2 separate regions of the Homo sapiens genome follow, and region 1 is linked to region 2. Evidence: read pairs that join two places in POLR2A ChIA-PET (ENCODE). Cell type or tissue: PC-9. All regions are shown on one strand. Links, peaks and the distances in the headings refer to the core of each region. The heading gives the core; the rest is flanking DNA.

Region 1 (7,163 bases), core at 1,539-4,038, 180 kb after region 2:
TCCGTCAGGTAAGACTGGACAACCTGAGATGGGGGCTTCCAGGTCATAAGTAGATAAGAGACAAAAGGTTGCATTCTTTTGAGTTCTTGAGCAGCCTTCCACTGAATACACTTTAGTCCGGCTCAGTGAATCCGTATTTTTAAATAAACAATAAGGCAGAGGAAGCAATCGGTATGCATTTATCTCCAGTGAGCCTCAGAGATGACTTTGAGTTCTGTCTGTCCTTTGTCCACAAGGAATTTCAAGGAAGGAGATATGTAGCTTTTTATCTTTGTAGCTATTAATATCTTATTTAGGGATAAAATGGGGGTCAGGTTTGCCTGACATAGTTTCCAGCTTGACTTTTCCCTTGGCTTAGTGATTTTGGGGTCCCAAGACTTATTTTCCTTTCACACACTTGATGCCTTGAGTTGAGATTTGAGAATCAAGGTTTATTCTCTCTTAAGTCATTCAATGCCCTTGGAAACAACCACCTGACTCCATAATCCTAGCATTTCTTTCCATTGCTATTAAATTGTTCCATGGTGGCTGCTAACCAGTCTCCAGGGGCCTTATCCTAAGGGGGCTCATGGATTCTGGTGACTAAAGGCAATAGCCTGCTAAGCTCCTTGATCACTGGAGCTGTGAGCTTTCCATCTGGAATGCAGAGAGATGTGGGCCTTTCACCCTACCCAGACACAACAACCAGTTCCAAAGATCCCGCATCATTTCCTTGAAGGTCTTTTGCCTACCTCTGGTACCAATCTGGATATTAAAGACTTTTTTATTTGTAAGCAACAAAAAAAATCTGTGACCCTAGTTAGCTTAAAGAACTAAGAATATATTGGAATAGAGTCTAGGATAGTTTACAGTTTAAAATGAACCATTAAAGAACCAGACTCAGGAAATACGATATCTCTGATAACCTCCTTAGAGAGCGTCAATAAAAGCCACCCAGTTTTGATGACTTTCAGCCTTCGTGTCTCTCCATTCAAGTTCCAAATTCCCATGAGAAAATCTGGCTTGGCTTAGGTCTTCCCATATAATGAGCTATGGTAGTAAGGTACGGTCCCAAAGCACAAACAGGACCACAGAGGCTGTTTCCAGAAAAGGGAACTGTAAACCAGGCAGCTACCCCAATACAAGTCTACTTCAATCACCATGTTTGGAAGCATCTATTTTGCAGTTGGAAAACAACAAAGTGAAGGGCAAAAAGGCACGAAAGACATTGTTTAGTCACACAATTTTAATTGTGAATTATAGTGAATGGTAAACAGTAAAAGAGTAATTACATGAAAAGCTCCATATTTTGCATGTTTCAACTGTTCTTCATTGTCTTTACTTGTAAGGTGTTGAAGGTGGGATCCACTCCTGAATCTTCTTTCTAGTGGTAGAATAAGGTACATATTGTTCTGGGGTGCCAGTCACGTTGAATTTATGGTTCGTCCAAATGAATTTACGAGCAGTAAGTGGTTTTGTTGTTGGAGGATCATCAGTCATACTGTGAAGCCAACGATGCCTTAAAGAGGGGAAAAAACCCAAACAGTTATGAAGAGGCAGTACAGCATAGTGGAAGGACGGTTAAAAACGTAGCCCTGGAACTATTTTGTTGCTTGGGTTCAAGCCTCAACTCCATCAGTTACTAGCTGAATTCTTCTATGCCTTAGATTTTTTCCATCTGAACATCCCTACTCCTCAGGGATGGTATAAACATAAAAGGAGATAATAGACATAAAGCACATAGAAAAATTCTTGTGTGTGGCAGATACGCAACAAATGTTAGCTACCGTTCTCATTACTGTATTTTTTTTTCTTCGTTTTCTTTCTTTCTTTCTTTTGGAGACAGGGTCTCACTCTGTCACCCAGGCTGGAATGAAGTAGCACTATCATGGCTCATTGCAGCCTCGAACTCCTGGGCTCATGTGATACTCCTACCTCAGCCTCCTACATAGCTAACACTACAAGAGCATGCCACCACCATGCCTGGCTGACTTTCAGAAGATTTTTGTAGAGATAGGATCTCACTATGCTGCCCAGGCTGATCTCAAACTTCTGAGCTCAAGGGATCTTCCTGCTTCAGCCTCCCAAAGTGCTGGGATTATAGGCATGAGCCACCATGCCCGGCCCATTACTGTATCTTATCAAATCTGACACTATCCATTTTCAGACATGCCATGATTTTATCTACCTCTAAGAAAGAAAAGATGCTACCAAATAAATTATGGCCACTACTGATTATAATATGTATCCTAATTTTAGACGTGGAAATGCATTTTAGAACTGATAAAAATACAGTATTACTATTAGGTGCTAGAGGCCGATTCTGGATTTTCAGTATGCTCAGGTTACTCTGGCTCATGAAGGTTTAGTTTAAAACCCATGAGGCTCCTGCTGAGAAGAGCCTGATGCATTGTAAATTCAAGCATGTGAGTGTAAACACTAGAGAATATGCAACTTGTTATATTAAAAAATTAAATCAGGGCCAGGCACAGTGGCTCATGTCTATAATCCCAGCACTTTGGGAGGACGAGGTGGGAGGATCACTTGAGGCCAGAAGCTCAGGACCAGCCTGGGCAACATAGTGAGACCCTGTCTTGAGAAAAAAGTTAAATCGACCCCCAATTCACAAATATTTCAGTCATAAGTGCTTAACAATTTAAGAGGATATGTTCCAGAAATCAGACCTAAAAGCTGGATACCTGGAGTTGAAAGGGAAGAGACCACCGATGCTGCTGCTAATGACAGGGAAAGGAGGAATCAAAGTTTGTGGGACAGAGTGCAGGAAGCTAAGCTGAGGGGTTTACATGGGAAAGAAGGGAAGACAGAATTTGTCCCAGCCTCTAAGACCTGGAGCTCACAAGACAGAGATGACCTTATTGGGGGAAAAGAAAATGAGAAGACAGCCACAGAACTGCAGCCCGGGGGTGGGGGGAAAAGTGATTATCTAGCTGCAGAGAAAAGGACAAGAGGAGGATGTTTCAGTGGAATAACTAAAACTAAAGCTAATGAGAAAAAATTTTTGTTGCTATGTAAACCTAAGAATATTTGCTAGCAGTAATTGATAGATATAGCTAGGTAACTGACTAAAAACCAGTCTGAATAGAGATAAAATATGATTACAGTTGCTATGTTTATGTCTAAAGATAATTGTATCATGATCAGCTTATACAATGAAGAATGCAGAAGGCTGTACAAGCTAGGTCAGTGTCTGTCTTACATCCTCTAAAGGAAGCTGGGGATTAGTGAAAGTGACCTGGACCAATAAACTGTAACCATTCATATGAGCACACGAGCGCTGAAGCCCTTATGAGACGATAGTGGTGAGCCAGGCTCCACTAACCACTCAGAGGAGGGATTAGCTGTTAAAGTCAAGGCTGTCACTTATCAAGGGGCTTTATGTGAGCTTACGGCACAGCTGAAATATTTAACTTTTACCTCACTGAGTCAGCTTAACTAAAGAAAAATTTTATTCAAAAAATTGCTGTCAAGACTCCGGAAGGTTAAAATGATATTTAAGGAACCATAGTCCCAAGCTTATGCCTATTCAGTTACTTAAGTGAGGAAGTGAAGAGCTCATGGAGAAATGGAAAATGCTCCAAAAAAGGAAAAGATAATTTTTATCACAATACACAAAATCTGAAAATATTTATCCTAGCAAGCCTACATGCAAGAATCAGGGAATTAATAAATAATAAACTATACCCATTATGGCAGTTTATAAAGAATTATAAGAAATAAGGAAATGTTTATAGTCTGCTAGGCAAATATAACCCTTGTTATTTTATTATTAAATAAGGGGTAAAAAAAAATCATATCTTTCAGATTGCCACACCAGAGAGTTTTACTTGCAAAACAGACTCTTGGGTCTTTTTTTTTTTTTTTTTTTTTGAGACAGAGTCTTGCTCTGTGGCGCAGGCTGGAGTGCAGTGGTGATATCTTGGCTCACTGCAACCTCTGCCTCCTGGGCTCAAGTGATTCTCCTGCCTCAGCCTCCCGAGTAGCTGGGATTACAGGCGCATGCCATCATGCCGGGCTAATTTTTTTATTTTTAGTAGAGACGGGGTTTCACCATGTTGTCCAGGCTGGTCTCGAACTCCTGGCCTCCAGTGATTTGCCCGCCTCGGCCTCCCAAAGTGCTGAGATTAAGGCTACCGCTCTGGTCCACAAGGAGCAGTAAAAAAAACCTACAATGAGATATTATCTCATCCCAGTTAAAATGGCTTTTATACAAAAGACAGGCAATAATAAATGCTGGGAGGATACGGAGAAAAGGGAACCCTCAAACACGTTGGTGGGAATGTAAGTTAGTACAACCATTATAGAGAACAGTTAGGAAGTTCCTCAAAAAACTAAAAATTGAGCTACCATATGATTCAGCAATGATGCTGCTGGGTATAACCTAAATGAAAGGAAATCAGTATATCGAAGAGACTTTTGCACTCCGATGTTTGTTGCAGCATTGTTCACAACAGCCAAAATTTGGAAGCAACCTAAGTGTCTGTCAACAGATGAATGAGTAAAGAAAATGTGATACTTAAATACAATGGGGTACTATTCAGCCATAAAAAAGAACAACATCCTGTCATTAGTAACAACATGGATGGAACTGGAGATCATTACGTTAAGTGAAATAAGCCAGGTACAGAAAGACAAACATTGCATGTTCTCATTTATTTGTGATACTTAAAACTCAAAACAATTGCACTCATGGAGATAGAGAGTAGAAGAATGATTACCAGAGGCTGGGAAGGGTAGTGGGGTTGGTTTGGGGATTAGGGGGAGGTGGGGATGGTTAATGGGTATAAAAAAAAATAGTCAGAAAGAATGAATAAGACCTAGTATTTGACAGCACAACACAGTGACTATAGTCTATAATAACTTAATTGTACATTTTAAAACAACTAAAAGAGTATAATTGGATTGTTTGTAACACAAAGGACAAATGCTTGAAGGGATGGGTACCCCATTTTCCATGATGTGATGATCACATATTGCATGCCTGTGTCAAAACATCTCACCCCATAATATATACACCTACTATGTACCCAAAAAATTAAAATTGTTTTTAAAATTGAAAAGTGTATGTCCTAAAACACTATAAACAGGATTAAAGACTAAAAGAAACAGGGGAAAATATTTGTAATATACAGAAAAAAGGTTCATCTATCATTACAAATCAGAAAAAGTCAAATATCCAATAGAAAACTGGACAAAAAACATCAAGAGATGTCAACAAAGAAAAAATTATAGTGGCAAACAATGAAGTTTAATCAAGGCAATGCACATTAAGGTATAATTTTTTACTTGCTAAATTAGCAAAGATTTTAAAAAATAAAACCCAGAATCAGTGAACTTAAAGAGAAATCAGTACTCATATACTATTCAATATATTTATCCTGAGAATATAAATTGGTATAGCCCTTCTAGAGGGCAATTTGGCAGCAGGTATCAAAAACTTATAAAACATGTATACTCCTGGTGGATCCATTTCCATTTAAGGAAATGAGGATATGAATACTCATGTACAAGGATATTTATCAGAGCTTTATTTATAACAGTGAAAGAATGGAAAGAACAAAACCAAAAATAAAGGGAATAGCTCATGGCATATCCATATGATGGAAGACTAAGGCATTATTAACATTTATGCTATAGATAATATTTTGGCCAGGTATGGTGCCTCACACCTGTAATCCTAGCACTTCTGGAGGCCAAGGTGGGAGGATCGCTTGAGGCCATGAGTTCGAGACCAGCCTGGGCAACATGAGACCCCATGTCTACAAAAAATGCAAAAATTAGCCAGGCATGGTGGCAGGCACCTGTAGTCCTAGCTACTTGGGAGGCTGAGGCAGGGATCACATGAGCCCAGGAGTTCAAGGCTGCAGAAAGCCATGATCGTGCCTGGACAGCGGGGGATCCCATTTCTAAAAAAAGAGAAGAGAGAGAGAGACAGAGAATATTTTATGACTTGAGAAAATGTTCACCATATATGTTTTAAAAGCGGGTTATTTGCCTAATTTATTTAATACTTATAGATAGCATTTATAAGTCATGGGCACTAATCTATACACTTTACAAATATTAACCTATTTGATCCTTATAACAACTCGTGATAAATATTATTATCCAAATATAGTAAGTGAGAAAACCAGGCTGCCAAAAGTTAAAATAACTTGCAAACCCAGGCTACTTCTTCAAAAAGCTCAATTACATTAATAACAAAAACAAAAGAATATATATGCATAGAAATCGAGGAGATAAGAATAAACAGTTGTCCCTAGTGTCTATGGGGGATTGATTCCAGGACACCCTGTGGATGCCAAAATCCACAAATGATCATTTGTGGATATGCAAATGTAGCATTTGCATATAATTTATGCACAACCTCCTGTATACTTTAAATCATCTCCAGGTTACTTATAATGCCTAATATGATGTCTGCATATGACTTCATTCATGTGGATTCAACATAATACTCGGCACACAGCAAATCCAAGTTTTGCTTTTTGGAACTTTGTGAACTTTTTTCTGATATAATTTCCATCTAATGTTGGTTTAATCCATGGATGCAGAACCCACAGATACTGAAGGTCAAATGTGTATCAAAATATTAATAGCAGTGGTTTCTACAAGTGGTGGGATAACAGGCTATTCTTATTTCTTTTGTTATTTTTTGAATTTTCTATAATGAACATGCTGAGCAGTTCCTCATTCACCAAGAGTAATACATAGTTTATTTCCACATTCCACATATGGAATTTTCCAACAAGGCATCTTTGTAAAATGTTAGAATCAATATTAAATGAAGCAATGAATACTCAGTGAAATGTGTTAAATAAAAGCTGAGTTTTAAAAATCAAAACAATCTTGTCTTCTGCTTATAATGAACACATTTTAACAGAGAAAGGGTATAAAGAAAAGTAACATTCTGTAACATAAGAGAAACTACCCAATTAATGCAGTTTGTAGTTTCTTAGAACACAGTCTCCTAATATTCTGATTTTTCTGGAGCAGAAAATAAACATTAGGAAGGACTTACTTTGAAGAAAATATTATCTGCCATTGACAGCTAGCAATTTATTTAGAGAAATAATATTTTAGAAGACTGTAACAGGCTAGGCACAGTGGCTGTCACATATAATCCCAGTGCTTTGGGAGGCCAAGGTTGGAGGATCACTTGAGGC
Region 2 (7,163 bases), core at 1,890-4,389:
AGCACAGGCAGAGGTTCTCCTCCTCTACTTCCCTCGGATGTAGGAAACAAATTTTCTCCCAGAAGCCCCCCACCGCCACCAATTTCCCCTTACATCTCTTGAACCAGAAGACACTCACCTGTCTGCCCCTAGAACCAGGGGCAAGGCCCACCTTTCCCGAGTTTGGGTGACCTCTGCCTGGTTTTGCTAACAAGGAAAGAAAGAGTCATGGCTTTGTGGCAAATGACAGCTGCCGCAGTAGTATTCTCTGTAATCTACAGTGAGGTGACGCAACAAGCCAAAGCTTTATTCCACTGAGGGGCCTCCCTGCCTGCTGCAGCCCTCGGCTGAGATCCAGTTCCCTCCATCTAGAAGGCTTCCTCCTTTTTTTTTTTTTGTTAGTGCTTATTTTTTCTTAAGCTAACCATACTAAGTCTGTCGCCTGAACTGAAGAAGTATTCAAATTTCACCCAGGACCGTTCAGTTCTGCCCCCTCCCACTCATTTATAAGAACTAAGTCCAAATCAGTCAGGTCAAGAGCACCCCGAGGTGCAGACAGAAACATTTTGTGCAGAAAACAGCCGTTCCCTAACCAACTTGCAACAGGGCTGGAAACTGCTCTCACCAGGGTCACCAGGGGAGCTGCCATCCTGTTAACCGAGCTCCAGGAACTCACTGGCAACTGAGACATGGGGCAGGTAGAGCCTGACAAAAATGTCATCCTCAAAAACAGGAAGGGGCGAAACCCTTTTGTAGAACTCTGAAAATGTCAAGCGCCTGCTTGCACCTCCGTCAGGGTTAGATTGAATTTCACATTTCACTGCGGTAGGGCCCTGGAGGCACTGCGGCAGCGGGAGCAGGCGGTGAAGGTTGGAATCCCAAGGCTGACACTGCCGGTGTGGAATTCCTATTCCCTCTGTGCTTCATCATCCTTCACTGTAAAACAGACATAACAATGGAATCTATCTCACCGCATATCTTTTGAGAATTAAAAGACATAATATATGTTAAGGGATTAGAAAAATCTTTGCTCAATGAACATCAGTGTGTTAGCAATACTGGTAGCAACAATACCAGCAATAGAAACAAAACCAAATGGTCTCCCTGTAATGGCCAGGATTTATTTTAATGACTTAAAGGTACTAGCAAATCAGTCTCACTGTCACCTCAGTCCAGAGCTTGAAAGTCTAGCTACCTTCTCCCTAAACTCACTCAACAATGAGCAATCACCCCAAAACAACAAACAAGCATAAAAAGTAGAACATCTGATACCATGCAGTATCTTGTTTTAGTTTCATTTTATTCTTGGTATATCTTGTGTGAAATATTCCAAGAAATCAAGAGAATGTACATAACGTGTATCCACATTTTAAATAAAATAACAAAATACCTATGTACCCATCCCACAGTTTAAGAAATAGAATGATGACGCTGTGCATCCTTCCATGATTCCAGGCGCCCCAACCTTAATATGCAGGTAACCAACAATCTGAATCTTCAATTAATCATTCCTTTTCTTTTCTTCTTTTTTTTTTTTTTTTGAGTCAGGGTCTGGCTCTACCGCACAGGCTAGAGTGCAGTGGCACCATCTCAGCTCACTGCAACCTCCGCCTCCTGGGTTCAAGCGATTCTCCCGCCCCAGCCCACCAAGTAGCTGGGACTACAGGCATGCGCCACCACACCTGGCTAATTTTGGTATTTTTTATAGAGACAGGGTTTCACCATGTTGCCTAGGCTGGTCTCGACCTCAAGTGATCCACCCACCTCGGCCTCTCAAAGTGCTAGGATTATAGGTATGAGCCACTGTGCCCGGCCTCCTTTGCTTTTCTTTATACTCTCCTCGTCACATATATATGTATCCCTAAGCAATAAACCATCTAATTTTGCTATATTAAATTTTATGTCCATAAAAATATAGAGCAGGTATTCTTCTGTAACTTGCTTTTTCATTCAGCATTTGTTTAGTTTTATCCATGTTTACACACATAATTATACTTCATTCATTTTCATTGTTATGTAATAGTATTCGATTTAGGAATATACCACTATTTATTTACCCATTCTCCCATTAATGGATATTTGCCTTGTTTCTAGTCTAAGACTTCTCACCCGAGGATGGGCTTACACAGATCCTATTTAGGGTAACCATATAACTTACTGTCCTAATTGAGACACTTGTGGGAAGGAAAGAGAATGCTGTTAATAATGACACAAGGACAACAGGCATAAACAACTACACTGTATGGTCACCTTGTACACACTGAACATGTCTCAGGGCTTCTTAATTACTCCCCTAAAGTGCGGACTGAGACATTTAAGCCCAACTCTTCATAACTGATGGTGAATTCACATCTTAAATGCTGCTAGCTTCTCCATTCAGATGAGAACCCTGAAGGAAAGCCCAAACAATTAATTACTCCTTCTATCCCAGGAAGAAAAAAACAAATTCTTTAAGACATAAGACGGAAAAAATGCATGACTTCCCTGCCTCAGCCATCTCTGACTTTCACAGTTGATCATCACTGTGTGAAGAAAATTCTAGCTCCAATGATAACTGCAGCAAAGAGAAAGTGTAAAAGGCCTCAAAATCTGAGTCCTTCTCCTGAGTTAAGACGGGGCTAAAGGCCTCGCACCCACTGCCTCCTTTCATCTTTACCACAACCCTGTGTGGCAGGTGTGGGAAATGAAGCTCAGAGCTGCAGCAATGTGTTCCAGGTCACAGTGCACATAAGTGACAGAGCCTCAGTCACTTTGTCTAAGTAGGGAGCCGTATACTTTGTGATGCAAAGGAGTAAAAGGGGGTGATTTAACAAGTGCCAGGAAAACAGTTGTAAACTAGTCTTCCCCAGGCACACCCGGACATGGGACACCCTAGTTCTAACTTTACCATATGCACTTATTTTCCAAGAGCAGATATAAATGATTTGGGGGACTGATGAGATGTGGGACCCAAATCTCTAGTGTTGACACTCGTCTTGTGTGGCGATACACTGTCCTCGCAGAGGTCACAGGGTGTGCAAAGTCCCTCCCCTCTTCCTCCTCAGCAGACTTGCAATGCCTGGTGACTTCCCAGTGGCATCCTTCCATCCACCACAGCAGGCTGGAGAGGATCATGACTCGCTTCCCTGAAATTCACAATTAAACTGGAGAGGCACTCTTCCTCCCAAAGCAGCTCCTGCTGGTGGCTGCCAGCAGCAGTGTTATGTCGCTCTCACTGGAGCAATCTTCTTTCACGAGGCTGCGCACACATTCTCCAACGTGGGGGATTTGTAACCCTGTCCTTCAGCAGGGCCCCTGAAATCCCCAGCCTCGCACCTTTCTGCATGTGTGTGTGGCCTCTCACACACACACAAACACACACAATAGTTTTTTAAAAGAAATATTTCAGCCAGCCACAGTGGCTCATGTTTGTAATTCCAGCACTTTAGGAGGCCAAAGGAGAAGGACTGCTTGAGCCCAGGAATTTGAGACCAGCCTGGGCAACATAGTGAGACCCTGCCTTTACAAAAAAAAATGTTTGTTTTTTTTTTAATTAGCCAGGCATGATGGCATGCGCCTGTAATCCCAGCTACTTGGGGGCCTGAGGTGGGAGGAAAAGAAATATTTCAGATATGGAAAAATAGAGAATTATATAACAGCATCCCCTGGGCCTGAGCACATACATATCTTTTGCTATACAAAAATGTTCTGGCCAGGTGCGGTAGCTCACACCTATAATCCCAGCACTTTGGGAGACTGAGGTGGGAGGATCACTTCAACCCAGGAGGTTGAGACTGCAGTGAGCTGTGATTGTGCCACTACGCTCCAACCTGGGTGACAGAGTAAGACCTAGTCTCAAAAAAAAAGAAAGAAAGAAAGAAAAAAAGTTCTGTTCCCAACCACAACATTCACAGTGGCCCCAAAGGAGAAACAACACAAATGTCCATCAACAAACAGCAAAATGGTACATTGTGGTACAATCACACACATAAAGTATCATACAATAGGAATGCTGTCCAGTAAGAAAAATCCACAAATTGCTGCTACACACAATAAGGTAATCTCACAGTCAATATATTAAGGGCAAGAAGCAAAAACAACAAAGAATATGTGCGCTATAATTTCATATATATAAGTTTCAAAAACAGGCAAAAATGACCTATAATGCTAGAAATGAAGACTATTACTTTTGTGATTGAGGTAAAGGATATTGATTAGGAGAAGCCTAGAGAGTTTGCTTCTAGGATGTTGATAATATTCCAATTTTTAATCTGGATGTTAGGTACAGAGGTGGCAGCTGTGGTAATTCCTCAAGTAATATGCTTAAAGATGTGGACACCTTTCTGTATGTATGTTACACTTAAAGAAAAAAGGTTTAATTTAAAATAAATCCAGAATGAAAGCCTCTTTTAGTCAACTATTATGTTATTTATACCCAAATAATTATCTTCACTATCAAGCCATCTGTGTGACCTTTGGAAAATCACTTAATGATCTGTGTCTATTTCTTTTTTGGCGGGGGATGGAGTCTCCATCTGTCACCCAGGCTGAAGTGCCGTGGCATGATCTCAGCTCACTGCAACCTCCGCCTCCTGGGTTCAAGTGATTCTCTTGCCTCAGCCTCCCAAGTAGCTGGGATTACAGGCACATGCCACCACGCTCGGCTAATTTTTGTATTTTTAGTAGAGACGAGGTTTCGCCATGTTGGCCCCAGGCTGGTCTCAAACTCCTGAATTCCAGCAATCCACCCACATCGGCCTCCCAAAGTGTTGGGATTACAGGCGTGAGCCACCGCGCCTGGCCTTTTCTTTATCTGTAATGGCGTATGATGTATAGTGGTGATGTGAGAAGTACTTGATATAAATATGAAACATGCTTAGCAAGCACTTGGCACACAATTAAGCACCCAAAAATGTTAGCCATTTGAATTAGTGGTATTCTATCCACACCTCCCCTCCTTGTATTTGGGACTTATCTCCACTTATATCCTTCTGGACTGGGCAAAGGCATATTGAAACGAACAGGTTTGCCTATGTGTGTTTTGGGGTAGGAAGTGGAATGGGTAAATCCCTTCTGGAAGACAATCTGGCCATATATACCAAGAGCCCAGAAAATGTTTGTACCCAGTAATTCCATTTAGGAATCTACCCTAAGGAGATAAGACAAGTAAAAGAGATTTATGTGCTGCAATGCTGTTACTTATGTTATTTATGTACCATTGCATGTTATTTATAAAAGTGAAAAACTAGAAACATTTATTATATCAGGAAATAGTCAATAAAATAATGGTGATGAGCACTTTTAATGACATGAAAAGTTGAATATGAAAGAGATCTAACTATACCAATTTTTAAAATAATAAATACATATAAAGAAGATTAGAGGAAACTAAACCAAAATTTCAGCTAATTATCTCTGGGTGGTAGGATTATAGGAATTTAAGTTTTCTTCCTTATACTCTTCTGTATTTTTCAATATTCTTCTCTGAGTATATATTACCCTTAATAATGACAGATATAAATGTTAAAGAATTTCTATCCTCTTCCCCTAAGGCCTTTGTCTCTGTGGTCAAGGTGACAGCTGGCTGCAATCCATCACATTTAGGAAGGATGCTATACAATGAAATGTGTCTGAAGGAAAGTGACTGACAGGTTGGCAAAGTGCTTCAAAGATAAACCCCATGAGGAATGGCTGAAGGAACAGGGATGTGTACTTTGAGGAAGACTTGTTAACAGGACAGCTGTCTTGGAACACCTGTCATGTGGAAGAGGGATTACACTTGCTCTACCAGCCTCCAGATGTCGGAACCCTGACAATAAATCAAAGTTACAAGGAGAAAACAAGGGGAGGGTGAAGAGTATAGCTCAAGAAGCATCCAAGCTGCATGATCACAATATAAACTCCAGGTTTCCTTCCTGTCCAATAGTAAGCAGCTCCCCTGGAGGTGTCCAGTGAATTTTCTCGTTAGCATTTGGGCAACCACATGGCTCCATCCTGAGGCTGTGCTCTACCAGCCTCCCAGATCACAGCCTTCTCTGTGGACAAACCCATGAGTTAGGATCTCTGTATTCATAAGCAAACACCAGCCTGGGGATATGCAGGTTAATCCCTAACCCTTGTCCTTCAGCAAGCTCTTCAAAATTTACATAAATTGGTCTACTTTTCTCCATTTTTTCCACTTGACCATCTTAGTCTAAGTCGTAATCACCTCTCTTCCCTGTACAACTACAATGTCTTCCTAATTGGTTTCTCTCTTCTATTCTTGCTACCTCCACTCCCAATCTATTCACTACCTAGAAGCTAAAGTAATAGTTTTCCTAGGGTAAAGAAAAAAATCATTGACAGACTATAAGACTCAAAGTGGAGACTACATCTCCAGCCTTCACTGGATGCCACACCCCTTGCTTGGTGTACTCCGGTGAAGGTCCCCACCTTTTAGGGCCCACATTCATGCTCAACCTTTCCACCTCAGGACACTTGCACATGCTGAAACACTCTCCATCACCTTCAGAACCCCAAACCTCAGATGTCATTCCCTAGTTTTAATCCTATAATGGGATCCCAAATTGGGAAGGAGACTTTGTGTGGCTTATCAGACTTTGTGTGACCTAGCCACAGCCGACCAGTCTGCACCTACTATCTCTAGTCTCTTAACTAGGCTCAGTATGAATGAGCCTCAGCCTCACTGAGGAATGAGGGAGATGTTGGTGCATTTGAGGAACTCAGAGGCATGTACCAACATCCCCCTCATTCCTCAATCTTTAGGCATCCTGCTTCCTACGCCTGGAAAAATCTTGTGGCTAATTCTTGATCACCTTCAGGGCTCAGCATGAAATGTCACTTCCTCAGGAGGTCTTACCTTACCTCCAGATACTGGGTGGGTGTCTCTGGTGTGTGCTTACAGCAACTCTAATTATTCCATCAGAGCATTTTTTTTTTTTTACTATTCAACTGTAACTGTATTTCCTGCTATTTGGTAAACTATATGAAGGCAGGAATCACATCTATATTGCTCAGAACTGTTGAGCAAATGACTTTATTCTTTAAATATGACTTTCCCCCCATGAATGAGCATATTAAAGTCAAAAAGAACCCAGGAAAACCATAGATCTCAACAGGAAGCATTCCAATAAGTGGTATTTCTTCCTGGAATAATGAAGCAAATCTAGACTTCCGACTCAATTTCCCATGTCCTAAGGGAAGGT

The links. ChIA-PET counts read pairs that join two places held together with the same protein. Peaks named below come from ENCODE experiments on the same cell type or tissue, not always from the same donor. Only the 100,000 strongest peaks of a DNase experiment are listed, where the experiment ranks them.
Region 1: POLR2A ChIA-PET joins it to region 2 with 7 read pairs; 3 of 35 experiments call an interaction of 5 or more read pairs at or near these places.

What each region holds. Positions count from the first base shown.
Region 1 is chr12:94,970,123-94,977,285 of GRCh38, forward strand. It overlaps NDUFA12 (NADH:ubiquinone oxidoreductase subunit A12), which reads right to left. Exons shown (of 4, transcript NM_018838.5): 4 at 1,211-1,498. The coding sequence ends at 1,318. Among named protein-coding and RNA genes, the nearest start is that of NDUFA12, 30 kb to the right of the region's middle. In PC-9, for the core only: no CTCF peak of the experiment used is centred there; no DNase peak of the experiment used is centred there.
Region 2 is chr12:94,792,598-94,799,760 of GRCh38, forward strand. No RefSeq gene overlaps it. Among named protein-coding and RNA genes, the nearest start is that of MIR492, 38 kb to the right of the region's middle. In PC-9, for the core only: CTCF peaks have their summits at 3,327 and 3,531; a DNase peak (open chromatin) is centred at 3,104; H3K27ac peaks cover 265 bases.